Linked DNA regions of Homo sapiens: all the other regions are linked to region 5. Evidence: chromatin loops called from intact Hi-C (ENCODE). Cell type or tissue: PC-3. All regions are shown on one strand. Region 1 has its middle 100 kb from the start of EXOC2. Region 2 has its middle 29 kb from the start of EXOC2. Region 3 holds the start of LOC124901236 (a long non-coding RNA gene). Region 4 has its middle 60 kb from the start of FOXQ1. Region 5 overlaps FOXF2-DT (FOXF2 divergent transcript). Region 6 has its middle 44 kb from the start of FOXQ1. Region 7 has its middle 9.5 kb from the start of LINC01622.

Region 1 (4,000 bases), 540 kb after region 5:
CTCAAATTACTTCCCCAGTTCCAGGATTCTACCTACAAATAGAGGATGCCCCACACATTCAAGGAGCTGAAATGTTTAACATCAGAGAAATAAGCCTCAAGAGAGATGGGCAGACATGACCGCTGCAGTCAGACTCTATGAATTAAAGAAAAGCAAACCAACACACATGCAAACACGTGAGCAAGGAAGACTGTTTCCCCAATGCTCTTGCACGTTTTCTACTGTGACACTTTCGGGGGTTTTCAACCCTCTTTTCGCATTTTTGGATACCCATAGTAAGCAATAAGACAGCGAAAAGAAAAGATCAATGCTTCACGGAGCTGAGTTAAAACTAGCAAAGTAAAAAACGTCAAGACAAATTTCACCTACCAGCATGCTGTGAGGGCTAGAGAGTATTGTGGGATTGTACAAGATTTGGGAGAACCAGACAGATGACTTTTTGTTTTGATGTCTTTAAAGTATTTATCTTGAAGAGGAAAAGAAAACAAATGTCTTAGTATGTTACAATTTTTGGCTGTATTAAAGATCCAGCGAAATGAGAGAATTCAAATGTGAACCACAAAAAAATCTTTCTTCATAAAGGGAGAGGTAAAAGAGTAGAAAGTTAATCAATTTGGAATTTTTCTCTCTCTAATTCAAAACACGTTTCTCTAAAAATGTTCCTATGTCTGAAAAATACATATCACTACTTTTCTAAATTTAAAAATGCTGGTTTAAAAAGTAAAGGGGCACAGTTAAGCTATGTATTTATTAAATATATATGAATCTGACTGCTTGCTAGATCATTTATTACATATAAAGTTCCAATTTGGGAAATTCTTATAAGTTTAATTAGGTCTTTTTAATAAAAAACTAATTTTATTAAAACCTTAAAATGTAAGTAATGTTTTATTCAGACTTCCAAATTCAAGTAATTTAGCAAAAGGTTCAAACATCTGCTTCCAAAGCAAGCTTAGCAAAAGTTAGACAAGAAAATTGTTTCTCCATCCTCACTCAGATAACATGTAAATGTACAGAGCTTGCTGGAAATGAACTGGAAGGCTCCTAGGTTTCCAGTAAGTCACAAATAAGCAAACAGCCTGAGAAGAGTCAATGGAATTTGTAGATCTAAAACAGCACCTTAGGGAGAAAGCTCAGCCCCACATTTTACAAACAGGAAAAATGAATGGAGAAAGGTTAAGCACCTGCCCAGCGGCAGCTTGCAGGCCCCTGGCGGAGTCGGGCTCGGAGCCTGGAGCTCCACACCTTCTGAGGGCCGTCCTTTTCCAAGGATCTTCTCCTGGTTGACTGCTGTCCCTTCCAGAGCTCCCAATAAACTGTTTGGGGTAAATTAATCTATCTTTATTTGAAGTGAAGTCATTGACAAAAACGTAAATCATTAAGACATATTGTAATTTATGATCCCCAAACCCATCAACACTCATAGGCAGATAAACCTGGAGATTTCCACATACAGATTTCTAAAGTGCCGTATGTGTGAAGCCATTGTTGAAACAGTTCTAGTGAGATGTCGTTTTTATAATACGCAATTCACTTAAAGCGTTCAATTCAGTGACTTTTAGTATATTGACAGAGTCGTGCATCCATCACCACAATCAATTTCAGAATATTTATTACCCAAAAGAAGCCCTAAGCCCCTCAGCCATCACCTCCATTCAAACCTCCTTTCCACCTAGCCCCCAGCCCTGGGCACCCACTACCCCCATCCCCATCGACTTGCCTCTTCAGGACATTTTGTATAAATGGGAACATACAATATATGTGGCCTTTGTAACTGATCCAAGTCATTTTTTAAAGACCTAAAACAAGCATTTATTCAAATCTATATTCTTTTTTATTTTTCAGTAATCTAGCTGACTTTTCAGTGAGTTCAAACTTCATGTTTCCCAGTTTTGAAGATGTGGTTGTAATGTTGTCCTCGGGAGCGGATAAACGTTTGGCTGTACTGGAAGGTGCTCTCTGAAAAGAAATGAACTGTTCCACAGCCATTGTGTATGCTTTTGTGACCCCTGCTGGCAGGATGTAATAGTGTGCTTTCAAAATCAGTTCCTTGAAATGCTTTTCCTATCTTAAATTTTAAAATAATGAATAGAGCACGTGACTATTAATGGGTATAAAATGTAATTAAAGTTGGTTGCTATGTGTATGTATCCTGTTCTTTTCCTAGAAATTATAAAGCTGCAGGCTGTTCCTAAAGCTGTTGTTAAAACCCTGTCCAAAGTGCTACTTACTTAACACTTTCCATTTTTCACAAGGAAAATGCTTAATCTGATAGCATTTCATCTCAATCCTAACAAAACCATAAAATCTGAAAGCTGTTTTATTACTGTTTAGAAGAATAAAATGCATGAGATGAAGATTTTATTAAAACAATGTGTGAAGGCTACTAAGAGAAAAAAGAAATATAAAAATACAAAACATGTATAAATAACAATAAAGTCCCTCTGAGGCTTAGAGGCTTGTGAAAATTATTTTTAGTACAATTATTTAACATATCTATTGCTCTTTGAGTATTTCTCAATTTTAAAGTGGGTTTAAAATTGAAACTTTGATATTTACTAGTTTTTCCTAATCTTAAATTTCCTATTTTAATTTAAAATAGAGGAGACAGAAAAAGAAAATAAATTCATAAATAGTTTTCTATGCCCTTCATAATACAACAGATTAGTGCTTCCAGTTTTATAAACATTAAAATTATTTCTGCTTTGTTAATAAGATTCCATAATCCTAGAACTAGTGCTTTAAAAAATCTATGCTTAAAATTATCCGTAGAGATTTAACTGTTTTTTAAAACCATTGTCACCAGAAATGGTTTTTATCTTGCAGAAACTTTGAGAACTCTTCAAAAGCGAATGTTTGATTTAACACACATTACTGTTAATTTATTTCCTGGTTAAAAAAAGAAAAAAGAAGAAGAAATAACATTTACAGCAGATACATGAGTTTATTTTATTAGCCCTTCAGTTATTTTACAATTATTTGTATGTTCTGGGTAAGTTTACACAGAGCACCTTGTGCTATTTTATGGAGATTTTAAAACATATTCATGTACCTCCTAAGGCAAAAAAAAAAAGTGTTTAATCAGTTTATGTATACATAAATAAACTTTTTGAGTTAAAGGATTCAAATTGGGTTACCGTACTCATTTTTATGTTTTTAATAAAATGTCAAAGCAGAAATGTATAGATAAGATATGGATAACAAATCATTGCTTTCTGAAATGCAGAGTTTACATGTTTATGTGTGTATGTGGTTATAAACATAGGCAACACACAATGAGGAAAGAAACTTTTCCTTGGATCTGCACGTCAGTAAGGCTTTGGCTTTGAAGGCTGACAAAGAATAACCAGGATCAGAAAGCACATCTAGGAACTTCGAACCTGGAGATCTGATCTGCTGTTAGAAGCAAGAAGGAAGGGATGAGGTAGTCTTCATTCAGCATTGGAGAAGAGAGCAAATCGTTTTCAGGATTATCAGAACTCATGTGGTCTATGGAAAACTGAAATGAAGGAGGACCTATATGGATTATTACTCCCATATTTAGTATGTTTCAATACTCACGATTGCAGGTACCTCTGCAGAATGTACAGATTCACACATCTTAATATTTAAAAAAAATTCTGAGTAAGAGTCCCTCTTCTTTATCATTACCTGGAAGATTAATCCAAGCTTTGCTTCTTAAATAAAACAGCTTTAATTTCTCATATATTTCAAACCTATGTAGACTATTAGCTTCCCTCATTTTTTGTATTTTTTTAAACATTCACTTAATTGTAGGTGACCTTTCTCCTTCTGATATTGGATCCTACTTTTACCTCGTTGAAAAGTCAAAGAGAAACATAAAACATAGGCAAAATGTGTCATAAGCATTTCTTACTTGTTTTTTACAATTTGTAAGCAGTTAGCTCAACCCATTTTTCCTATCCAAAGAAAAGGAATACAAAATTGGAGAATCATTTACTCTCTTGGCCTGGTGAGGCTAAATGATAGTTTCTAGTTG
Region 2 (4,000 bases), 610 kb after region 5:
ACCTGTTTGAAAAGCATAAACTTAGAAGCTGCATATGTTGGATTCTTTAAAGAAACAGATATCCAAACAGGTGGAAAAAGCCTAGGCCAGGCACAGTGGCTCACGCCTGTAATTCCAGCACTTTGGGAGGCTGAGGCGGGTGGATCACGAGGTCAGGAGATCGAGACCATCCTGGCTAACATGGTGAAGCCCCATCTCTACTGAAAATACAAAAAATTAGCCGGGTGTGGTGGCGGGCGCCTGTAGTCCCAGCTACTCGGGAGGCTGAGGCAGGAGAATGGCATGAACCCAGGAGGCGGAGCTTGCAGTGAGCCAAGATCATGCCAATGCACTCCAGCCTGGGCGACAGAGTGAGACTCCATCTCAAAAAAAAAAAAAAAAAGAAAGAAAAAAGAAAAAGCCTAGACCTTGCAAAAACTGATTCAGTCGAAGCTCAGCTTCCAAAAGTCCAGGCTGAGACAGGGAGGGCCAGGCGGACTTCACTTGGAGATGGAAAGGCAAAATATTGCCTCCAGCAGACATACAACATGGGAGCAGATGATCAGTTCTCCTACTGGTTCCTGCCTGTAATTGCAAAGCCAGGACCAAACCCATGCCTCCGAAAAGTGAATGGAGAAATGAATACTTCCATTGTAGATATCACTGAGACAAATACTTCCTTTGCTAAAAAGCCTAAGTGGTTAATAATTCATACTTTAAACACTGTCATAGTGTTAATACAATAGCACAGGGAAATCAGTGAGAAGTGACTGCATACCCAGTTCCAAACAAACAACTTGACTGTTTCCATACCATCCTCTCTCCATGCCCAGAGGTCCTATTCAGTTGACAGGCATTACACGTTTAACATGGCTCAAAGATCAGTGATGCCCTTGATGAGGGTTATCTTTCCATGTGAAGACTAGCCATGTTCCCTCCCTCAGTCGAAACTGAACTCTGCAGCATCAGGCATGTCCTTTCTTCTTTCTGATGGAACTCATAATGCTCTAAACCCTGTGGGACTCAAAACTTAGCTGTCACGTCAAGAACATCACCTGGAAACTTGTTAGAATACAGATTTTCTTCCACTCCCCAGACTTTATGAATCAGAAACTCTGGGAATAGGGCCCAGAAATCCGTGTTTTTTCGAGCCCTCTAGCAGAGTTGAATGCAATCTAACGTTTGAAACCCACTGCTCTAAATGAGACCCTAAGGAAGGACTCAGCCATGCTACAAAGGCCAGGTACTAGGCAACGGGGCAGGCACGAGAACACATAGGGAAGGCCAAATCCTCATTCTCATGATCTTGCATTCTAGGGAGGGTATTTGTGGGGACATGTAGGAGATGGGCACATATGCTAACTTTCAATAAAAAGTTGAGAAAGGTTGACCTCGGATCCTTGGATAACGCATGAATGTTTCAGGCATCAGATGGTACTAATTTAAGGATCTGGACTGAAAGCATGGAGTCCTTGTGGCTCTGAAAATCCCACAGGACAGTGGCTAAAATTCTAATTGTCAGGATAAGTTCTGTGGTTCTGAACTGACCTGTGGTTTCACAAGAGAAATACCCACAGCTGTAGAGGAAACCACGAAGATCTGGAAACTGCCTGCAGGGGTCAACAGCCGTAATATATTCTACAAACCATCTTAAGGAACCACAGAAAATCATCAAAAGGAAGAAAAATGCATTTCTTGGCTTGGAACTTATTGAATGTTTAAAATCAGGGAATGGACTGGGTAAGAAAGGAAAGACCTCGTGGGCTTTATTTCCATAGAGAAATGGTAGTTGGACTCTATATATTCATTTCCCACTAAGGCTATTTGATAACAGAATACCAAAGAGGAGTTTCTTTCAGAATATATCATTATTGCGTTTTGCATTTTGATTTCATTTTTTCATCTCAAAAGACTTCAGGAACTTATATACCTCTGCAAAAGCTTAACAATATTCATCTTTTTTGTTTAACAGATGTGCTTTTACAAAAGAAATGTTCAAGTAAGGAGAAAACTTCAATCGTCTAACTTTAGCTTTTTGATCATTACCCTTAAATTCGCTGCCTAGGAAACAGCAACAAGTAAGTCATCACTGTTATGAAGCAAAATTGTTTACATTTGGTTTAAGATCCGCCTCCTAAGGAAAGGGCTCCGGCGGCTCCTTTGCGTGCCTGGAGAGGCCTTCGCATGCGCCCTCTAGTGGGTGCTTGGAGCTCATAAGCAAAGGGTCATTTCCAAAGTCTACAGTGGAAATTGACGCTGATTTTCAAATCCAAAAATTGGTCTATCGCTATTCTCCCCAAAAGGGACATTTTTCTTAATCTGCTATAAACATAGTGAAAAGTTGTTACTTCATGGTAAATTATTAGCACGATATTTGAATAGTCATTACATTCATTAAACTATTCTTTAAAATTACAATTATAATGTTAGTACTTGCATTATACATCGTGTTTATATAGTACCATTAAAGTCAAATGGCATTTAATATTCACAGCATAAAAGATAAAAGTATCATATAGTGATATTAGGAGGAAAAATCCTCCTGGTATCATTAGGAGAAAAATTTCTTCTAATGGAAAAAACCTCCATTCCCCAACTTTAGCTTTTTCAGCACCATCACTTGTGCTCCGTGCCTCACCTCACCAGCCGCAGGAGAACCCAGCTCCTTCTGACGGGCCCTGTCTCCTGCACCACCAGTTGGAAGGCTTCATTCCCGGCAGCAGACAAGCAAGGCTTGCTCTAGTTCAGCATAAATAACTCCTTCTTTTACCCCACATCCCTTGGAGATTCCCTACCCCCACTTCTCTACTCTTCTCCACAAAACTTTCCACCTTCTGGCCTCACATTCTCTCTCGAACATGCTCTGGTGAAAGCAGTTTTCATCTTCATGGCTCAGCTAAAATGGCTCTTATCAAAAGCACCAACTACGTTCCTCTGGCCAAATGCAGCGCTCCATCTGGGCCCTTTTCTTACTTCCTAAGTGGTATCTGTGAACGCATTTGCCAATCTCCCTTTCTGTAACATCTAGTACTAACATCATGTGACACATAACAAAATTTTGGTCAATGAGAGACTGCATCTATGATGGTGGGCCCATAAGACAATAAGATACCATATTTTTACTCTACCTTTCCATGTTAAGATACACAAACACCATTGTGTCACAACTGCACATGCTGTGCAGGTTTGTAGCCTAGGAGCAATAGGCTATACTAGAAGTGTCCAATCTTTTGGCTTCCCTGGGCCACACTGGAAGAAGGATTGTCTTGGGTCACACATAAAATACACTAACACTAATGATAGCTGGTGAGCTAAAAAAAAAAAAATTGAAAAAAAATATGTGTTAAGAAAGTTTACAAGTTTGTGTTGGGCTGCATTCAAAGCCATCCTGGGCCACAAGTGGCCTGCAGCCAGCAGGTTGGACAAGCTAGTGCTGTATCAGGTTTGTGCAAGTTCACTCTTTGATGTTCACAAAATGACAAAACCTGTAAATGATGAATTTCTCGGAGTGTGTCCCCATCGTTAAGTAACGCATGACTGCATCGGAAACTTACCCAAGCTAAACTGTAACTCTAAATCGGCACACCCAAACCTGCTTCTCTCAGTCCATGTCACCACCGTCCTCCTGGACACTTAATGCCCCTCTTTCACTCACAAACATATTCCACCTAATAGCAAATCCCAGCAGCTTAACTGCCAAAAGAAACTCTGAGCCTTCCATCCCCTGCCGATTCCTATTGCTGACACCCCAGTGTAGCAGCAACACCTCCACCCTCAGCAGCTAGGACCACCTTAAAATAGAGATAAAATCTTATCATCTCCCAGTTCACAACCCCCCAGAGGCCACCAGTCTAATTAGGATGAAACACACCTCCCATGGCCAACAAGATGCTATATCTAGCGCTTCTCAGTCCACAACACCTGAAATCCCTCTGACCCTGCCTGTAGGCTCCACCCATCTTATCTACTTTGCAAGAGCAGTTTCCTCTACATGGGATGTTATTCCCCTGCATGGCCAGCT
Region 3 (4,000 bases), 420 kb after region 5:
GGAGACCATGGATTGCTCACCCACAGAGTCCCCTACAGAGGGGCTTTTAGGAGGTCACCAGTAAGACCAGGAACTTTTTCTCATAATTGAACAGAATTTGTGTGCTTCTAGTCACTCATTTGTTAATTTATAATGAATTATTACGGAACATGTCAGGCATGATACTTGGCAAAATAAATACTACAACCAATGTTGGGAGGCCGAGGTGGATGGATCATGAGGTCAGGAGATTGAGACCATCCTGGCTAACACAGTGAAACCCTGTCTCTACTAAAAATACAAAAAAATTAGCCAGGCGTGGTGGCATGCACCTGTAACCCCAGGTACTCGGGAGGCTGAGGCAGGAGAATCGCTTGGACCCAGGAGGCGGAGGTTGCAGTGAGCCTGAGATTGTGCCACTGCACTCCAGCCTGGGCGACAGAGTGAGACTCTGTCTCAAAAAAAAAAAAGAAATATTACAACCAACAATGCATGGCCCCTGCCTTAGCTCAGGGTGGGTGTGATGATGGCTTTTTGGCTGACAGGGCCAAAGGAGCCCTGACCACAGACCAGGCAGGGGTGGGGTTCCCAGTGCAGAGCCCCGACCCTAAGGCTGCCAGCAGCCATCTCTGCAGAAGGGACTAGAAGCTGCTTCCTGCATGCACAGGTTGGTGAAGCAGTGGGAAGCTCCTGTTGCTTGCACCTCTGGCTCTAGTGACCGCATGAAGGAGGTGCCAGCAAGCACGAGTCCACATCAGGAGCCCAGAGGCCAGGATGGGAAGGGGGTGTACAGTGGTGGTTAGTGCCCGGGCTCTCAAGTCAGCACCTGCGTTCCCATCTCAGCCCTCCCATTTATTATTAATAGTTGGGAGACTTTGGACAACTGGATACTCTTTCCTGAATCTTAGTTGTTCCAGCTATGAAACAGTCTAAGCCTGGTACGTGCCTCCTGAGTCTATGCAAACTGCAAGGGATCGTGTATGGAAAGCATCAGCACAGCACCTGGCCATGACACAGTTTCCCTGGGTTCATCCTAACGGTGGCCCCCCACTGGGGCTCCCTGCCACAGTGCCCCCATCCCGGGGCTCCCCCCAACAGGACCTTTGCATGGCCTGAGCTTGGCTTCAGCTTGCTGAATTATAACTCGTTAGTTCACATGTCTGCCTCCTGCCTATTCCAAGAACAGCTCCCACCTGGAACAGCAGCTTGTGTGTATCTGTATTCCTAGCACATACCATCTATTCCCAACACATAGTAAATATGCAATAAACATTTTTGAGTCAAATACTTGTGTTACGAAGGAAAGTTATGAGTCATAAAGTTTTCTTAGATTTTGATAAAACCAGGGGGCTAACATAAGATAAGGAAATGTCAAGTCTGCAATGTTGAGTATTTTCTCTTCCATACCTTCATTATTACCCCAGTTCTGACCACGTGGGCCAGGAGACACAAAAGGACTTGCTCCTGTTTTTCTTTTAGGTAAATCATTTCTCATACTTTCTCAGTGAGTCTGTGATAATAGAGACAACAGTGATGTCAGAATATTCTGGAAGGACGGAAAGCATGGCCCGGTTTCAGCTTGGGATGCTGATATCATTCTGGGGTTTTTCCAGCACATTCATCAATAAAGACCCATGCAAATTAGAATCCTGGAACAGCATGACAAAGTCAGTCCTAAAATCCTGCAGGTGCTTCTGATGCCGGCAGGAGGTGGGGGCGGGGGAGGGGGGCGCGGGGGGTGGGGAGCGGGGGAAGGAGCCTGACGGAGGAGGTAGCAGCGACCTGGATCTCGAACCACTGCTGTCCTCTTGTGGCCTGGCAGATGATGTGCTTCTGCTCACCAACTCAGTTCAGTCAGAAACTGGAGCTTCCAGGGCCACCCTCGTCATGCTCCAAAAGCTGCAGTGGAAATTGAGTTTATTTTTCCAAAGAATGCATAATAAGAAAGAACTCTCTGCTTAATGCATTGCCCAGGATGAGTGTGACCTACTGCAACTGGGTTATGAAAAGACAAAAATAACTGTGCCTGTCAGGAAAGAAGGCTGCATTCTGAAGTGGAATTTACCCAGACCCTTGGTCCTGGTAGAAGGGTAGTATTCTTTCACTGAGGTGTGGACACCTTGGCGTCAACATCACGGTGGGACAGAGGGCACCCCAGCTGATGTGACACGAGGGGTCCTGTCTCAGCCTCAGGACCGAATGGTAGCAAGGAGCTGGATATGACAAATCTCTCCCCTTCTAAACTCAGGACTTCAGAGCAGTCAGTATGTTAGGCTATTTCACCAGAAATCATTATCTTTGTTCTATAAGTCCCTCATTTTGAGCAGCATCAAAATACACTTTGTCATTTTTGTCATTTGGCTCATTTGTTTAGTTAACAAATGTGCACTTAGCACTCACCATGAGCCAGCCATCTCAAGGGTCCCACAGACACTCATCCCTGTCCTGGGGCTCACCTTGTTAAACTCTCTCTCTCTCTCTTTCTCTCTCTCTGTGTCTGTCTGCCCCCCATTTCTACCCACCCCATGACCACACACACTTGGATGCCTAGGTTTTTGTGTGAGGCTCACATGACAACTCATTAGCTGCTAGTTGAGTTGGCTGCTGCAAAGTTCTCCACAGGGACGCCCAGAGCACATTTCTGCCCAGATCAGACTGAAATCCATGTGGACACCAGGAATAAATGACTGGTATATAGAAAGCTTTCTACATCTCAAAGATTCTCTACTTCAGGCATGCACAGGAAGAGGTCCTCTCAGCCTCTCAGGATGCAAAGCAGGAGCCCGGGTTTCTCTGGAGAAAGGAAAGGGGCTGTTCCACAGAGTAGCCCTAAGGATGCCCCGATCAGGCCTTCCTAGGGGTGGCAAAGAGTCCTCCAGGCTGTTACCTACTGAGAGCTAGAGATGCTGTCTGCTGGAACCTTCCTTTCTGTCCAGTGTTTTCTTGCATCTACCTTCGGATTAACAAAATAGTAAATGCTGGATGTAGAACACCGTGCAATGTTTGGAGTTTTCTAATCCAGCTAGTGTAGTTGCCCAAGGCTGGGTCTGCTGGTCTGTGTGGCTGTGGCCCCAGGGGACGCCAAGCCCCAGCTGCAGGTCCAGGCCCTACTGGGACGAACATGAGGAAGGAAAGACCAACAGAAGTGCCCCTGTCCTCCCATACCCCATGGGAGTACTGCTGTGAGGGCTGCATGACAGGTGCCAGAGCAAGGGTGGCTTTTCCGGGGCTCTTCACGCTGGAGGGCTTACTTTCTCACTCACAGCTCCTCTGCGCATTCATTTGAGTAACATTTCAATGTGGAGCTCAGTGTCCCAAGGAGCTGTCTGCCTGGGGCCCCTCACCTGTCTGTAGGGGGCCCCTCACCTGTCTGTAGATGGCCCCGAGAAGAGCATGCAAAGTGAGGAGAATGAGTGGGATGGTTGAACAGGTACATCAGTCCCATTCTGCATCCCTGATCCTTCATCAGAGGAAGCAGCGCATCATCCTGAAGGAAAAGTCAGGCTGACCTCAGATCGAATCCAGCTCTGCCATTCAGCTGTGTTAATCAACCTACTGACCCTATTTCCTCATCTGTAAAATGGGTGCAAGAATATAAACCTCACAGGATGGTCATGAGACTTAAGTGAGCTTATATAAAGTGTCTAGGACAGTTTCTGGAACATAGAAATTAATAAATGGGAATAGTTGTGTACATTGCATTTTTGCCTAAAAGGAATGGGAAACCTTTAGGGCCAATGAAGGAGAACAGGGGAACACCATGTCCACTTTCCCAAAAAAGTGCATCTCAGGATACAGTGAGACCACCAGCTAAAGCGTGCAAAGCAGAATTCAATAGATGACCACTGAGGTCCGACAGGCCTGACTTCTTCCACACACTCAGTGTATCAGACTGGATGAAAGAAGGAAATAGGGGCCTCTGTGAGCACATCAGAAGTTATCCTTGCAAAAGTGAAGAAAGGTGAGCCGCACGATCCTGTCTGTGGCGCATTGGAGGAAGCCTGATTGACTGTCTTTATAG
Region 4 (4,000 bases), 84 kb after region 5:
GCAACCACATTCTGAGGCACCGTGTGCTGCAGCTTCGATATAGGAATTTTAGGGGAAGATAATCCAGCCTGGAACACTGTGTGAAAACTCCAGCTATTAATCTGTTGTCTATGTCAAACTGCTTATTTGACGGGACTTCAGCCCCCCTCCCCACCGCCTTCATTCCCCGGTTTCCCTGTGCCAATCTGGCTGCTGGTTAGTGCCCTGGGGCTGCACAGGGGTAGACAGCATGGTGGGAGGAGGCGAACTGGGCAGGGGGTTGACCCCGACAGGTGGAGGAGTGTCAAACAGATTAGGTCGCGGATGAAAGGAGGACAGAGCCACTCTTTAGGCCAGCAGAGATCCCTTCAAGTGTGTGCAAATGGATTGCAGCTCCCATAGCAGGAGACGACACTGTGGTTGCATCATGGCAAGTGCCACCCTTGGCCTCAGATGGGAGTTCCTTCTGTGCGTGGTATTTTTGTTAATAGCCTGAAACATTTCTTGAAAGGGCTGTCAGAATCCTAAGATGGTCAGGACAGGATCTCAAGGGCCAGGAAAAGGGCTACAAGGCTCCCAAACCTGGAGCCTTAAATGGACTTGTGCTTGCCAAAGCCAGACAAGAGAAAGTTTGCTGAGATTATCCACAATGTGGCTGAAGGAACAAGTGAACAGTGTATATTTTTGTGTCTCCATCAGATATATTCCCACACATTCAATGTTGAAATAAAAGGCAAACAAAAAGTAACTAACGTTGATAAACATGTAAATGACAGTATATTCACATGTCTCCAAGTGGCTGTGGAGGCCGGCTAGTAGAACTGCCTCTTTTAGAGATTGGAAAATACAAGTCCGGGTAGTTCAAGGCCAAAGCTGCACTTGGAGTTGGTGGGTGACATGGAACTGGAACTGGAGTCTCTTGGAGTCCAACACGATTTCTAAAACCCATGTGGGGCTGGACGCGGTGGCTCACGCCTGTAATCCCAGCACTTAGGGAGGCCAAGGCGGGTGGATCATGAGGTCAGGAGATTGAGACTATCCTGGCTAACACGGTGAAATCCCGTCTCTACTAAAACAAAACAAAAAATTAGCCAGGCGTGGTGGCACACACCTGTAGTCCCAGCTACTCAGGAGGCTGAGGCAGGAGCATCTCTTGAACCTGGGAGGTGGAGGTTGCAGTGAGCCGAGATAGCACCACTGCACTGCAGCCTGGGGACAGAACAAGACTCTGTCTCAAAAACAAACAAACAACAACAACAACAAAACCACACGGGTCATGACTTTTGTCATTGGGGGGAGTTTTATTCTTCATAGCAAACTACCTCTAGGAAGTTGGGTTTTCTAATTCTCCTTGGGTCTAAACTGTGTACTCGTCACTTAAAAATTAGGCACTTTAATTATATAAAAAAGCATATGACTTGTAAACAAATTTTAAAATGAACTTAAAAATTAGCATCAGAAATCAATTCCTTTAATTCACCAGCCACTAGGTTAATTTCAGCAGAAAAATGCTTTAGTATACTCCAAATATCATACTAATTTGAGAAAGTTTCCATTATTTCTACTGTGTGTTTCTTTTTATCCTTCTTTTATTGTTTATCTCTTCACAAAAATACAGAGTGCCTTCTTTCTGTACGCCTGTTGGTGAGCATTCTAGAGAATGTGCATTAAGAAGTGCAGGACCGCTGGGCGCGGTGGCTCACGCCTGTAATCCCAGCACTTTCGGAGGCCAAGTCAGGTGGATCATCTGAGGTCAGGAGCCGGAGGCCAACCTGACCAAAACCCCATCTCTACTAAAAACACAAAAGTGAGTCTGACGTGGTGGGAGGCTGAGGCAGGAGAATCACTTGAACCCAGGAGGCGGAAGTTGCAGTGAGCCAAAATCGTGCCACAGGACTTTAGCATGGGCAACAAAAGTGAAACTCCATCTCAAAAAAAAAAAAAAAAAAAGTGCGGGATCAACTTTACAATTCAGTTTTGAAGTAATGTTCCTTTCTTCTTCATTTCTATTTCCTACTGACCTACCTGACAACTTTGTCTGAAACTACCTAACTAAACTAACATCTTTTTTTATTTAAAGTTCTTGTGTTTAGTTTTCCCTTAGCACATTTTCTTTTGTAAATAAGAAAAGATACAATAAAATACAAAAAATAAAATAATTACCTTAATCTTAACTGCTCTAACATAACTTTGCAGTTCTCAAAGAAAAAAGATGACTTCATCCATATCTAACACTCTCTTGACAATCAGCGAAAAGAAAATTTACACATCCCAAAATAAAATTACATAAACAGATTACTGAAGAAGCCAGAATTTCCAGTTTATGCACAAAATTTTCCACAGATATTAGACTCTACCCTTGTACACTAAGTAAACAGCAAATGATAAGGAATAGAAACAGTTCCTGTTTCCTTGTTGAGCAACCAAGCAACACAGAAGAAATCATTTTTGTTTAGAAAGAAAATAAAAGAAAGCAACGTTTCACAGACAGGCAGAGATGTTACCACCAAACTAAAGGCCTCTCTAAATTCTAACTTTATTCCACGTTTTGGCTCCAGATCCAACTGGGCAAGGCTTCTGGGGTAGGGCTTCTCTGAGCCTCTGTTTGACAGGCGGCCCCATTGTCAAGGGTAGAGAACCTGGAACCATCGAAATCATTCGGCAAACCGCAAGCTTCTGGGGGCCACACCCAAAGAAACAGGGCAGGAGGCTCACCAGCATAACAGGAGGTCTGAAGCCCTAGCAGGGTAATAACATAATGCACAGTGTAATTAAGCAATTACTATGAACTCAAACGAAGGGCGTTTTGTTATTGTTTTGCCGTTCCTCACCGAGTGTCAACTGTAAGCCTGGCCACAGCTGTACTAAAGCCAAACTCTACATAAACATCTACCTCTCACCCTTACCTCCCATTCCTCGTAGACAGCCAGGGGCCTGGCAAACATTCTCTCAGTCAGTTTGGGTCATAAGGTGGAGCACTGGCTTTTCCAACGACATTAGGAGGTGGTGTCCAGCCTTGGTTGTTGTAAGAGATACAAGGTCCACACCTCTCATGGTGTGAGGAAGGCTTCTCCTTGACTGAGGAAATAGACACTTGTGTCTGAAAGCCAGAGCTACTGTGATCTCCTTCCAGTTCTCGCACTCTCTTCCATTTCATGTCAAGTCTCAAGCAAGGGTCCCGGGCCCAAGAGTGCTGGCTGCCACCTCCTCTTCCGTTGCCTCTGACTCTACTCCGTGCACAAAGCCTGAGCAGCCTGGAGCACGGTGGGCTGAGCACAGGCTGCAGGGTGGGTGCTTGGATTTACACCCAGCTCCGACACCCAGGAAGCCAAGAGACGAAGGACCCACACTCCATCCTGCCCCACGGTTCCCCAGCCGTGTGATCTCAGGCTCTTCTAGAATGTAGAAATCATATTAAGCCCTGCTCAGCTCACAGCGATTTTATGGGAGTCAAGAGTAAACATCTGAAAGCACTTAGAAAATTGCATAGTGCTGCATAATATAAGGAAACTTGTCAGTGTGTCTAAATCCTACTTTCCTCCTGGTCATTTCGCCCTGCCAAGGCAAGGTTTCCTGTCTTACGGGGCTCTCTCTGCACCACTCTCTCACAGGTCAACACCTCAATGTTCCCTAGTTGGTGTGCAGGAGTTAGTTTCTTTTCTATTACCACATTATTTATTTGCAAAGGAAATCAGACTTTTTACTGCCTCTATAACCTTTAAAAGAATATCAAAAGTTTGATGAAGTCTAGTTTTTTTAAAAAACTTATGATAATTTTATTGTTTTCCACATCTCATCAGATAAATCTTTATTTCCCCAAAGTCACAAATATACTTCTATGCTCTCCTTTCAAAGCCTCATGAGATGAATGTCCCTAAAATGTTCATACTGGCCAAAGCAATTTCCAGATTCAATGCTATTTCTACCAAACTACTAATGACATTCTTCACAGGACTAGAAAAAAATACTTTAAAATTCATATGGATCCAAAAAAGAGTCTGGATAGCCAAGGCAATCCTAA
Region 5 (4,000 bases):
GTCTCCCCTACCTATTTACCTTAGAGACTGCTCTGAACCAATGCATTAAGAATTTCCTCCTTCTTCTTCTTATTTTTTTGAGCTGGGGTTTTACTCTGTTGCTCAGTCTGGAGTACAGTAGTGCAATCATGGTTCACTGCAGCCTCGACCTCCCTGGGCTCAAGTGATCCTACCACTTCAGCTTCTTGAGTAGCTGGGACTACAGGTGTGCGTCACCATACAAATATTTTCTATTTCATATTTTTTGTAGAGATGGGGTTCACCATGTTGCCCAGGCTGGTCTTGAACTCCTGGGCTCAAGAGATCCTCCCACCTCGGCCTCCCACAGTGTTGAGATTACAGGCCTGAGCCACCACACCTGGCTCCTCCTTCTTATTTGAAGGCTGTATTCGCTTTCCCTCATTTATTTCACCAGTCCCCTGTTTACTGATGGACAGTTAGGTGGACTCTCATCTTTGCTCTTACAAACCAGGCTGGAATGAATAAACTTGATCACAGGCATATTGCATGTATCTATGAAAAGATGTGAGTTCAAGTGCAGGAATGCATATGAGCACACTTTTGTGCTGAAAACTATGATTATTTTAATTAGTGATGACAGCAAAGATCACACTTTTTTGAAAGGAGGGTTTTATTTTTGACTCAGACTGAGCTGGCAGTCATCCGAGACCCTGTCATTTCTGCATGTGGTATTATTTAGCCACATTATCTTTCCCATCTTGTTCTTGTGCAATTGTTTTTCTGAAATCTAACTGTGGGATTGATTTACATAGCCTGTTAAATTCCATCTTGCTGGCTTCGGACTGTCGTTCTCACCTGTCAAGATAATTTTGGTTGTTGACTTTGCCATCTAATATTTCCCCCACCCGCCTGGGTTTATGCTATCTTCACATTCAGCAAGCACATTATTGCCATCCATTGGTTCATTTGGTGACTATTTATTGAGTGCACTTTGACATGCCAGGCATCTTTTTTTTGTTGTTGTTTTTGTTTTTTGAGACGGAGCCTTGCTCTGTCGCCCAGGCTGGAGCGCAGTGGTGCGATCCCGGCTCACTGCAATCTCCGTCTCCCAGGTTCAAGAGACTCTCCTGCCTCAGCCTCTCAAGTAGCTGGGATTACAGGCAAGTGACACCATGCCTGGCTAATTTTTTATTTTTAGTAGAGATGAGGTTTCACCATGTTGGCCAGGCTGGTCTTGAACTCCTGACCTCAGGTGATCCACCTGCCTCGGCCTCCCAAAGTGTTGGGATTACAGGTGTGAGCCATGGTGCCCAGCCACCAGGCACCAATCTAAGATCTGGGCATACAGCGGTGAACAAAACAGGAAGAAATCCCTATTTTCCTGGAGCTTTCATTCAAGTGTGAAAGACACATGAAACAAAGATAGGTACATATGGTAAACTCAGTAATGCCAAGTGCCGAGGAGAAAGATAAAGCAGAAGAGAGAGATAAAAGAGGAGAGGACTTTTTTTTTTTTTTCCCAATTTTAGATAGGGTGGCTAGAGAAAACCTCAAAGGAAGTGGTAACATTTGAGCTGAGATCTGAAGGTGTTTCTATCCAGTTCATTGGAAAACATGGTGGAAAAGAATTCTTTGATGTGTCCCTATAGGTCGATGTTAATCCATTAACTGGCACCTTTGGGTTACAACTGATTAATCCACGGAATTTCTCTGTAACTTAATTGTCTAACCTACATTTCTCTATGCCATCCTTGAAGATATTTTCGGATGTATTAGAACTGGATAGTCAGTGTCTGTGGTGTTTCCCTGATGTAGTCTAGTGAAACTCTCACACAGGGAAATGAGATTAATGTGAAAAGACTGTTTTTCTCTTGTCAACTTGGAGTCGCTGTTAGTGGTTACTGAGTGGCACAGCTGAGCAGGGCAGGCCGCTGTGGGCGAGTCAGTTTCCGTGGGCCATTTTCCATCTTTCTTGACCTCTTCTATAAAGTCCAGGCAAAAAGACCCAATCCTCTTACCAATGCTGTGGGAAATTAATTCTTTTCCCTAGTACACTTTGGCAAATGTAATTCTGAATAACAAACCACTCCTTTAGCTCACTCATTTCAGCCCAAACTGAAGGTGTGACCCTTCATTGACATCCCTCCTCTCTTGGGCGCAGCTGCCTCTTAGGGGTTGAGACTGTGTGCTGGCAGGTAGCACTCTCCAGCTGTCTTGCTGTTATCTTCACACTTACCTGCAGGCTGCAGTGTTGCCATGATTATCACCCAGCCCATGCACCAGGTTGGGTTTTCCAAGTGTACAAACAGGTTGGGTGGAGGTTTCAGGTAGACACTGAATTCATAGAGCAGACAAAGAAAGCATGGGAGGTTAGCTCTGAGTTCCAAGAATAAAGTAAAGCCAAGTGCCTTCATGAAGCCCCCATAATGTTTGTAATAAAGCTCACCACTGGGCTTTCTGGCCTCAGTTTCTTCATCTGCAGAATCCATGGGCTAGCCGTGATTATACTTAAGGCTAATACTTTACCCTGAATATTCAGGTTCTAGGTATATGCTTCATTAAAACTATCTAGGGCCTCAGAAGTTTAGAATTCTGATTTCGCAAAATTCTGATAAAAAATAAAATGTGTGAACATGAGGGCAGCAATCTTGGTAATAAGGAAAAGCCTGGGGTAGGGCTGGAAACCTCGTAGGCACAGAGGCCCTCCAAGAGGTCCCTTCCCATTGATCGGGCCGGGCTAGGGCAGTCACAGCGTGCTGGTCTGGTGGAGTTTATGCAGCAACACAAACAAGAAACGCAGCAGCAGGGACAGAAAATCCCCATGAAGTCTGCCTTCTGCAACTAACTCTCGGTCCACCCCTCTCCACATCTTGGTCTTCCCTTCCCAACCCCATTCACATCCTTCCAGGGGAGAACGTGCAAGAAATTTCTCCTTTCCTGCAAGCAAAGGAATCCAGTAGTGCCACCTTGGTCAGAATGGCCCTTTGTTCTGCTGTTTAATGACTAATTATGATGCTATGAGAGGCATACACAACTCTGGCAGAGCCAGGCCCTCCTGCTCCAGCAGGGCTGAGCGGCTGGAAGTGTGTAATCTTCGGAAAGCTGTGACTGCGACCTGGAGTTGCGTAAGAAATAATTACAGAATCCAGCCAGGGCTTGCTTCTTGCCACAGGCTCCAGGCTTTTACCCCCGGTAGCTTTACATGCTTGTTAATTTTTAAACTGTCGAGTAGTAGCAGAATATTTTGTAAGCTTCAGTAATGGTTGCAGAGTTCAGTTTGGGGCAAGGAGAGGAAAGGGAGGGCGGGGGAAGGAGGTGAAGGAGTGGGTCCCATTTGCTTCCAGAACAGTTTTGTCTTTCTGCAAGCCTTGGTCCTGTGGTAGGCCTAAACTTTCCTCCTTTACCATAGAAAAGGAGTTTAAAAACAAACATACAAGCCTTGTTAAAGTCTCTCAATTTTTAAAAACCAGTTCTTTAAAAAAAAAAATCCTTTGCAATACTCATTATCTTATAAAAGAGACCTCATGTATGATTTTAATCTTAAAAAGTAAGTAAAAAAAAATTCATGTAGCTTCTGGTTAGCTACCAGAATCTTAAGGAGAAGAAAGAAAGATTTTTATCTGTGAAAACTCCTGCATGCACTAGCGACAAAGCCTGATGCTCTAATCTGCTCAGACGGCCGAAGCTTCCAGTCTGAATCCGTGGCAGGCAGCCTCTTGACCTCCAAGCATCGGTCTCTTCTGCAAAATCAGGGCGCGTCCTCTGTTGGTCTGTGTACTTTTGTGGCGCCTATCACTGTGGGATCTGGGCTCAGAGACAAAAACATCAGGCAAAATACAAATTTGTGTATTATGGAAGGAAATGCCGTCTGGCTCCCTGGAGTCACCCTTGGCTTACGTGCAGTGAGGACTTTATCCCAGGGTGGTTTGCATATAGCCTAAGAAAAAGTGTGGACGAAACCAACCCTAGAGACTTCCTTGTTTTCATTTATAAAAGAAGCAACAAGTTAGTGTTTGTGAAGTTGGGTAAAATTACTTAA
Region 6 (4,000 bases), 69 kb after region 5:
ATGTTGAAGATGAGAAAATTGAGAAGGGTCTTGTGATTTGTGCTGAGGTTAAGGAGTCAAAGTCAGAGATGAGAAAAGATTTTATTATTTTAGGCTATTTGAGTCACTCTTTGTTAATGGAAACAAAACAAAACCCCACTTAGTAATCAAAGCACCACAGGCTTAGCGAAAAACGTTTAATTTGTGGGAACTCCCATTGGATATGTTGGTGAGCTAGGTAGGAACGCATTAAACCTGGTCAGGAATGAGGGGAGGAGAGCCTGGACCATGCTGGCTTGAGCTCCCTACCCTCAGTGGGGCAAGGGGAATACCTCCCAGGGTTTCCTGTTTCTTCCCCGTCATGTTGAAGTTCATCTGCCAATTTTTGAAGCCCTTCATAATCCAGGCCCATCACACTTCTTGGTGGGCACCAATGCTCAAAAAGCCCTGATGACTCTCCCACAGATAGGCTGGGCTCATCCCCTCTTGGCGCATACTACCAGCTAGTAAGGAAGAGAGCTCTGTCCACAGCGCATGCTAAGGGTGCCTGTGCAGTGTCCCATTTCATTCTCATACAAACAAATTGAGGTTGTTACTATCATTGTCCCACTTTATAGAGGAAATGGAGGCAGGGAGCCTCCACCCAGCTTACCTAAGCTCATGTAGTTAGTAAAACCTTTTACTAATAAGTAAACAAGCTTTTTACTAGCAAGCCTTTTAACACAGGACTAAATGTTCAAAATTAGGCTCACAATGCTGCATTCCATGTCCTGCAGTTCATGGAGTTCCTTTCCCCATTACTTTCCCTCTCAATCCAAGCCTGTCCCTCTTTTGGGCTCCCAAATGCTCAAGATCCTCATCAGTGTTCCATACAGCTACCTTCAGGAAAAGAGCTCCCATCCCATCTCTTCTGGGTTACTTGAGAAATTTGTCTATAGTGTGCAACTGTCATCCAAATGTGTCCTCTCTTGCCTGATATAGTATCCTATGCAGTGCTTCTCCAACAAAGCTATAAGCTCTTTAGGGAAAACAAGCATGTCTTCATTTCCCATAGCAGGGCTGTAGATAGACACTCAACACATACTCGGTGATGGATCGATTCAGGTCCAAGTCCAGCACCGTTTATTTACTTAGCATCTATAGCACCAGGCGTCAGACTGCGGATACAGAGATGAAAGACATTCCCTCTATCAAAGAACTTCAAATTCCAGTGGAGCAAGCCGATTAGCCAACAGTTACAATGCAATGTGATTAGCATGACCAAGGAAGGCCCAGATGAGGAGAGTCCTCTGGGAAGGGCTCGGTGAGAAGCTCACTTTTAAACCAGCCCAGCCTTTTGTTCTTTTTTTTCCAGAGACATGGTCTTGCTCTGTTGTCCAGGCTGAAGTGCAGTGGCATTATCATAGCTCACTGCAGCCTTGAACTCCTGGGCTCAAGTGATCCTCTTGCCTCAGCTTCCCAAGTAGCTGGGACAATAGGTGTGCACCACCACACCCAGCTAATTTTTAATTTTTTTTTTTTTTTTTTTGTAGAGACAGGGTTTCACTATGTTGCCCAGGCTAGTCTCGAACTTCTGGGCTCAAGCGATCCTCCCACCTTGGCCTCCCAAAGCTCTGGGGTTATAGGCATGAGCCACCGTGCCCGGCCCAGCTAAGCCTTGAAGGATGAGAGGAAACCAGAGTTCATCAGGAGGAGGCTGGGGAAAGCTAGGGCCCGGCACACAGTGCACGTTCTGAAGCTCAATGCATCTCCTGGGGTATTTCACCACATCTTCCTCGATGTGGCTTTCAACTACATTTAAGACCGAATTCTGCTTTCTTTCTATTATATTCATGAAAGTGTGGGGCCTGTTACTCAAGGGCCAGCAGTGATGTGAGGAATGCCAGGGCCGAGCTCACAGAGGAAGCGAGGCGGCAGAGCTCCATGCTCCACCTCCAGGGTCTCAGTGCCTTTTTTCCTGTGCAAAGTCGATATCCACTGAGAGACTTCAGCGTTTGCCCCTAAGGCTCAGATAGGCCACAGTGATTTTTTTTTCCCTATGAAATTTAAAAACAATCAATGTCCAGGGTGGACTTGGGGAAATCCTGTTTCATATTTTATCCTGAATGACTTCAAAACAAACCTGCTTTTATCTCTAAAACATTCCTTTCAGTTAAACACCTTGTGGGGCGCTTTATTGCTCAGTCTATTCACAATGGCAGTTTTTATAGAGACCCTTATTTTCAAAGAAATGCACACTGCCTGTTTACCTAATGGGCCAGACAATGACTAAGGGGCAAATTACATAAAGATCATTACGCGGACTTAGCATGTGCTCTCGTCCTGTGACTCACAGGGCAACTTGTTTGTGTTGCATTTATGGGCAGAGGTGCTTTAAAAAACATTTGATAGAGCAAGAATTGTGAAAGAATGCCAGTCATCGAAAACTTCTGCCCAAAGAGGGATGCTTTGACGGCTAGAGACAATGCTGTTGAAATCAAAAGTGTGCTGGGGTGCCACAGAGCTTTCCACAGCCCGACTGCCTCAACATGGTCCTTGATCCTCTGGGAGAGCAAATTCCAGGCTTAAACAGAAACCACCACTTTAGAAGTAGCCCAACTTCTCTCAAAGCACCAGCATTTATAATGCTTATCCTTGGCTGGGAGACCAGGATGGGGAAGAAACACCTTTTGTGATGCTGAGGAAGTAGTGAATAAAAGTGTTCCTGACTTCCATGGGGGATTTTTTAAAAATAGCTGGTGCTATTTTTTTTTTTCCTTTGAGACAGGGTCTTCTTGCTTTGTTGCCCAGGTTGGAGTGCAGTGGCTCACTGTAGCCTCAACTTCCTGGGCTTAGATGATCCTCCTATCTCAGCCTCCCGAGTAGCTTGTACTACAGGCAGATGCCACCATGCCCAGCTGATTTTCTGTAGAGACAGGGCCTCGCCATGTTGCCCAGGCTGGTCTCTAACCTCTGGGCTTAAGCAATCCTTCTGCCTTGACCTCCCAAAGTGCGGGGATTACAAGTGTGAGCCATTGTGCTGGCCCTACTGATGCTATTCTTTTTAATTATGGTAATATATATATAATATAAAATTAACCATTTAATCATTTTAGGCACACAGTCCAGTGGTGTTAAGCACATTCACACTGTGGGAAACCGTCACCACCATCCGTCTCTGGGCTTTTTAGTCTTGTGAATGGAAACTCTACCCATTGAACAATAACTCCTCCTCTCGTGACCCTGGCAGCCTCCACTGTACTTTCTGTCTCTATGGATTTGCCTACTTTAGTGCTTCCTATAAGAGGAATCACACAGCGCTCATCCTTTTGTGACTGGCTTATTTCACTGAGCACTATGTCTTCAAGGTTTATCCAGTGGTAACCCATGTCAGCGTTTCCTTCCTTTTAAAGGCTGAATCATATTCTGTTGTGTGGATGGACCACAGTTTGTTTGTATCTGTTAATGAACACTTGGGTTGCCCAGGGGGTAGATTTCTATTCCGTATCTTAACAGTTGAATGAGCGTGTAGGGCCATGAGTGTCAGGTGTGCTTGGCAATTTGCAACCCCGCCACCAGCTTTTTGCTGCCGAGCCTCCATGGTGTTTGAGTAGCACGTCCTTTAGGAATCACACCTGCAGCTTATGTCGAGTCCATCCCACTCCTGGATGGATCTCTCCTACCTGCAAGACGATTGGCATCACAGGTGTTTGCTGGTGGTGCTCGTTCCAGTGTAAGGTCAGTGGCCTACAAGGAAAGGAAGCTCTTTCCACCTTGGCCTCGAGTGTTGCTCTGTTCTTTCAGCTGTGCTCAACAGCTAGGAAGAGTCCAGGCTGGGACCACTGGGACCCGTACCCTTGCTCCTTCTTCCCCTTCATTCCATGGAGTGCTTTCCCTCTGCAAAGATCACATTTACAAGACTTCTGTGCAAATGAAATGACTTGATTTGGAATTTCTTTGTGATTAGGAAGATATTTCAATGTTGTTTTAACTCTTGACCTCAGGCTAACATGTAGGAGCCAGGATTCAGTTAATCCATTAA
Region 7 (4,000 bases), 230 kb after region 5:
ATACTTAACTACTTCCCAAGAGTGTAGATGCCAAGTATTCTTATCAAAATCAGTGAATAGGGCAAGAGGAAGCTTGTGGAGGTGATGGATATATTTACGGCATTTACTGCAGTGATGGCTTCATGGCTGCATGTGTATCTCCAAACTCATCAAATTGCGCACATTAAATATGTCCAACTCTGTGTTTGTCAATTATGCCTCAATTAAGTATTTTGTAAGCTAGTAGCAAATTTACATACTTTCAATGGTGGAGCCAATTTAGAAAGCAGTTTGGCAGTTTCTTAAAATGTTAAACATAGATTTACCATATGACCCAGCAATTCCACTCTTAAGTATCTATCTACACAAGAGAAATGAAAATATGTGACACATATGTCTACACAAAGACCTGTACACAAAGGTGCATAGCAATATTATTTGTAATAACGAAAGCATGGAAACAACCCAAATGTCCATCAACCAGCAACTGGATCAACAAAATATGCTATATCTACACAATGGAAGAATGCTCAGCCACAGAAAGGAATGAAGTGCTGTTGGGTGCCGTGGCTCACGCCTGTAATCCCAGCACTTTGGGAGGCTGAGGTGGGAGGATCGCTTGAACTCAGGAGTTCGAGCCCAGCCTGCGCAACACAGCAAGACCTTGTCTCTACTAAAAATAAACAAATAATTAATGATCATAATAAGAATAAATCAGCCAGGCATGGTGGCACTTGTCTGTAGTCCCAGCTACTTGAGAGAATGAGGTAGAAGGATGGCTTGAGGTTGGGAGATTGAGGCCACAGTGAGCTATGATGGCACCACTGCACTCCAGCCTAGGCAACAAAGTGAGATTCTGTCTCAAAAAAAAAAAAAAAATAGTTAACATATATGATGCTAAGTGAAAGAAACCAGCTTCAAAATACCACATATTGCACGATTCCACGTTATGTAATTTCCAGAAAAGGCAAATATGTACAGAAGAAAGTAGATGGGTGGTGGTGGTTGTGCTCGGAGTGGGAGTGGGCAGTGTCTGCTCATGGCAGGAGGCTTCTTTTGGGGTGATGGAAATGTTGTGAAATGAGCTTGTGATGCTGGTGCACAACTCTAAAAACTTACTGCAAATGAGCCAGTTGTATATTTAAAAGGAAATTCTGTGGTATATGAATTATACCTCAACGAAATTATACACACACACACACACACACACACACACACACGAACTTCCCCATTCCAAACCATGTCACCAACCTACGTTTTCCTCTTTTCCTCCTGGCTTGCGTTTGTTCTGCAGAGCCTGCTTAGTAAGGAGCGTCCTGGGTTCTGTTCATGCAGACACGTTCAGACATCTTTGATTCTGGAGAAATTCCCTCAAGTCACACTTTTCTAGATAATATCACAGGTGCCACATGACCAGTTTGGCTTATTTTAAAATGCATTTCAGAAGCATTAAGACCAAAAAACACTCTGCAGAAGAGCCTCGGCTAGCAAGCTCCTCCCAGTCGCCTTTTGGAATTTGCCTTTTTGTGAAACACCAACGTGTCTGTAGGTGTGGCAGTAATGGAATGTGAGGAGCACAACTGAACAAGTCACCAAACGTCAATGAACCAGCTCACTGCTGCTTCTGGAGAACAGCCCGTGACATTTTCCAAGGTAAAAACATTGGGTTTAACTGGCAGGCTGTAAAGAAGACGCAGCGTGTGAAGGAGCCTGAGGCTGTTCAGTGAGAACGAGGGGGTTCCATGTGCGCCGACGAGGATGGAGAGCCTCATTAGGTCACCACACAGAGTGCTGGGAAACAGCTCAAAACACATGACAATGGCACAGACACATACATGGTGTCTGTGCGTGTGGGTGTGTGTTTACACAGGGCATGCCAAGCTGCCCGCAGTAATTTTTTGTGAGGGAGGGGAATGAAATTGGTTGAGGAAGGGGCAGGGCAGCGTCTTTTGTTTATTTAGCATGGACATTTCTGGATTGACTTTTAAAAATGAGCATGTATGAATGTGGTAAATAAAAGAACAGAGAGCAGGTGTGATGGAGGGCTGACCAAGTTGTCTGGTTGCGTCCTGCACTCTTTAACGCCTTAAGAAATGGTACAGATGTAGGTCCCAGTACGAGGGTGGAGAACATCACCTAGGTCTGCCCAAGTACTTAGCACCACATTTTTTTTAGACACTTTGTCAGCCAGGCTGGAGTGCAGTGGCATGATCATGGCTCACTACAACCTGAAACTCCTGGGCTCAAACGACCCTCCCACTTCAGCCTCCCAAGTAGCTGGAACTACAGGCATGCACCACCATGCCTGGCCAAGTTTAAATTTAAAAAAAATTTTTTTGTAGTGACAAGATCTCACTATGTTGCCCAGGCTGGTCTTGAACTCCTGGCCTCAAGTGATCCTCCCACCTTGGCCTCCTAAAGTGCTGGGATTTTAGTTGTTAGCCACCGTGCCTGGCCAGCGCCACACTCTGGTACACCAGCCACACAGTAATGAGCCTGGTCTGTGCAGCTGCTCATTGGACATTGGAGGTTAATCAGGACCCATCTGGCTAATGAAACACTTCATTGCACTTGCTGCCCCCTGGCTTATGAACATTTTCCATCATAGCTAAGACTGGATTAATACAATGTGAAACAAGGTGACAGTTTATCCTGGAAAGACACGCAATATTAAAAATCCACATGATGGGCTGAGCCTGCCTGATTGCTTTAAAAGGTGGATTTATTTCTTTTATCCCGAAAGGAGTTGTGCCCACAAGCACTAGTGCCAGCCCTTCCATCTGTAACTTCTCCTTCTCTTTTAGAAAACTATAGTAGTTTTAAGATGGTTTTGCCCCAGGCGAAAACCTCTTCATCAACACTGTATTCACCACATGACTTTTCTGTGGTATATACATCAAGAGAAAACTACCGGATGGCTTCTTCTGTTTGTCTGTGTTCCAGAGTCTAATGCGGCTGAAGGTGGCACATCTCAGCTCCTGGTGGATATGAAATATTTTCCATCCTGGAAGGTCTGATTGGCTTGGAACAGAGCTAAGTAGGCTACGGTTCCTGAAGCCAAATCCAGCTCCAGCCTGTTTTTGTATGGCCTGTGAGCTAAGCATGGTTTTTACATTCTTAAATATTGAAAAGAAAATCAAAAGAAGAATAAATATTTTATGACATGTGAAAATGATATGAAATTCCAGTTTCAATGTCCACAGATGAAGTTTTATGGGAACACAGCCACACTCGTTCTTTGTGTATTCGTGCCCCAAGAACAGAATTCAGCATTTGTGATTCAGACCATATGACCTGCAGAGTCTAAGTATTTGTTGTCTGGACCTTTCCAGTAAAAGTTTGTTCACCTTGGCCTGGTGGAGTAATATTGGCATCAAGGTCTTTGGTAGTGCTCACTTGGCAGGAGTCCAAATTGAAGTTCTCCTTGAAGATTCCTGTAAATGGTGATTGGTAGAGGGAGTCACCCTCTAGCCATCTGGGAGGCACAGGTGACTTGTCCTGAGATGAGCTGAGTGGCCCACCTGGGGCATTCAGAGTGGGAGCCCTAGGCAAGCTAGTTAGATGAAGACTGCCATCCTTAGAGCACGGCACCACACTGCGTGTCCTCATTTCTGAGATACTGTTCATGGTAACACACACCATTGATTTAGTAACAGCTTTTCTAGGAATAAAAGACACATTGCTTGCATAATGCGTATTAATTTTGAAAATGCTAATGAGAAAATATGTTATGATTTTTAATGTGATTGCTTCCCCACCCCCACCTGACTCCCAAGTGAGCTTCCTGGGGGCTAGGACTGCACCCTTATTTGTTTTTGCAACCCAGGATTTCCCCCACAGAGCTCCAAGATGTCAGGAAACTTTGCAGAACAAAGTTTTGCAATCATTGGTGGGTTGTGGCATCAATTTAGCGAATACACTGCTGGCATTTAAGAAATAAAATAGGAAAGACGGACTAGACAGATTAGAACAGAAAGATCAGAGTAGACTAGAACACAAAACAAAAAAACAGAAAATGCAC

What was found. Hi-C counts contacts between places; a loop is a spot of excess contacts. Peaks named below come from ENCODE experiments on the same cell type or tissue, not always from the same donor. Only the 100,000 strongest peaks of a DNase experiment are listed, where the experiment ranks them.
Region 1: a loop joins it to region 5, with 18 times the contacts of the local background. A loop is called at or near these places in 12 of 110 quality-filtered maps.
Region 2: a loop joins it to region 5, with 12 times the contacts of the local background. A loop is called at or near these places in 6 of 110 quality-filtered maps.
Region 3: it touches region 5 in a loop (16-fold over the local background); 15 of 110 quality-filtered maps call a loop at or near these places.
Region 4: a loop joins it to region 5, with 2.6 times the contacts of the local background. A loop is called at or near these places in 6 of 110 quality-filtered maps.
Region 6: a loop joins it to region 5, with 8 times the contacts of the local background. A loop is called at or near these places in 6 of 110 quality-filtered maps.
Region 7: it touches region 5 in a loop (15-fold over the local background); 4 of 110 quality-filtered maps call a loop at or near these places.

Annotation. Positions count from the first base shown.
Region 1 is chr6:795,701-799,700 of GRCh38, reverse strand. No RefSeq gene overlaps it. Among named protein-coding and RNA genes, the nearest start is that of EXOC2, 100 kb to the right of the region's middle. In PC-3, CTCF peaks have their summits at 1,826 and 2,029 (motif pointing left); a DNase peak (open chromatin) is centred at 1,990; H3K27me3 peaks cover 2,985 bases.
Region 2 is chr6:720,346-724,345 of GRCh38, reverse strand. No RefSeq gene overlaps it. Among named protein-coding and RNA genes, the nearest start is that of EXOC2, 29 kb to the right of the region's middle. RefSeq lists a silencer at 2,164-2,243. In PC-3, CTCF peaks have their summits at 571 and 2,177 (motif pointing left); a DNase peak (open chromatin) is centred at 2,135.
Region 3 is chr6:910,836-914,835 of GRCh38, reverse strand. It overlaps LOC124901236 (a long non-coding RNA gene), which reads right to left and starts at 3,455. Exons shown (of 4, transcript XR_007059393.1): 1 at 3,346-3,455; 2 at 1,762-1,878; 3 at 1,387-1,489. In PC-3, a CTCF peak has its summit at 1,831 (motif pointing left); no DNase peak of the experiment used is centred here; H3K27me3 peaks cover 3,172 bases.
Region 4 is chr6:1,250,274-1,254,273 of GRCh38, reverse strand. No RefSeq gene overlaps it. Among named protein-coding and RNA genes, the nearest start is that of FOXQ1, 60 kb to the left of the region's middle. In PC-3, no CTCF peak of the experiment used is centred here; no DNase peak of the experiment used is centred here; H3K27me3 peaks cover 1,325 bases.
Region 5 is chr6:1,334,651-1,338,650 of GRCh38, reverse strand. All of the region lies in intron 1 of FOXF2-DT (FOXF2 divergent transcript), which reads left to right. Among named protein-coding and RNA genes, the nearest start is that of FOXQ1, 25 kb to the right of the region's middle. In PC-3, CTCF peaks have their summits at 1,996 and 2,199; DNase peaks (open chromatin) are centred at 2,230 and 2,920; H3K4me3 peaks cover 649 bases; H3K27ac peaks cover 1,695 bases.
Region 6 is chr6:1,265,690-1,269,689 of GRCh38, reverse strand. No RefSeq gene overlaps it. Among named protein-coding and RNA genes, the nearest start is that of FOXQ1, 44 kb to the left of the region's middle. In PC-3, no CTCF peak of the experiment used is centred here; a DNase peak (open chromatin) is centred at 2,299; H3K27ac peaks cover 484 bases.
Region 7 is chr6:1,108,796-1,112,795 of GRCh38, reverse strand. No RefSeq gene overlaps it. Among named protein-coding and RNA genes, the nearest start is that of LINC01622, 9.5 kb to the right of the region's middle. In PC-3, no CTCF peak of the experiment used is centred here; no DNase peak of the experiment used is centred here; H3K27me3 peaks cover 1,907 bases.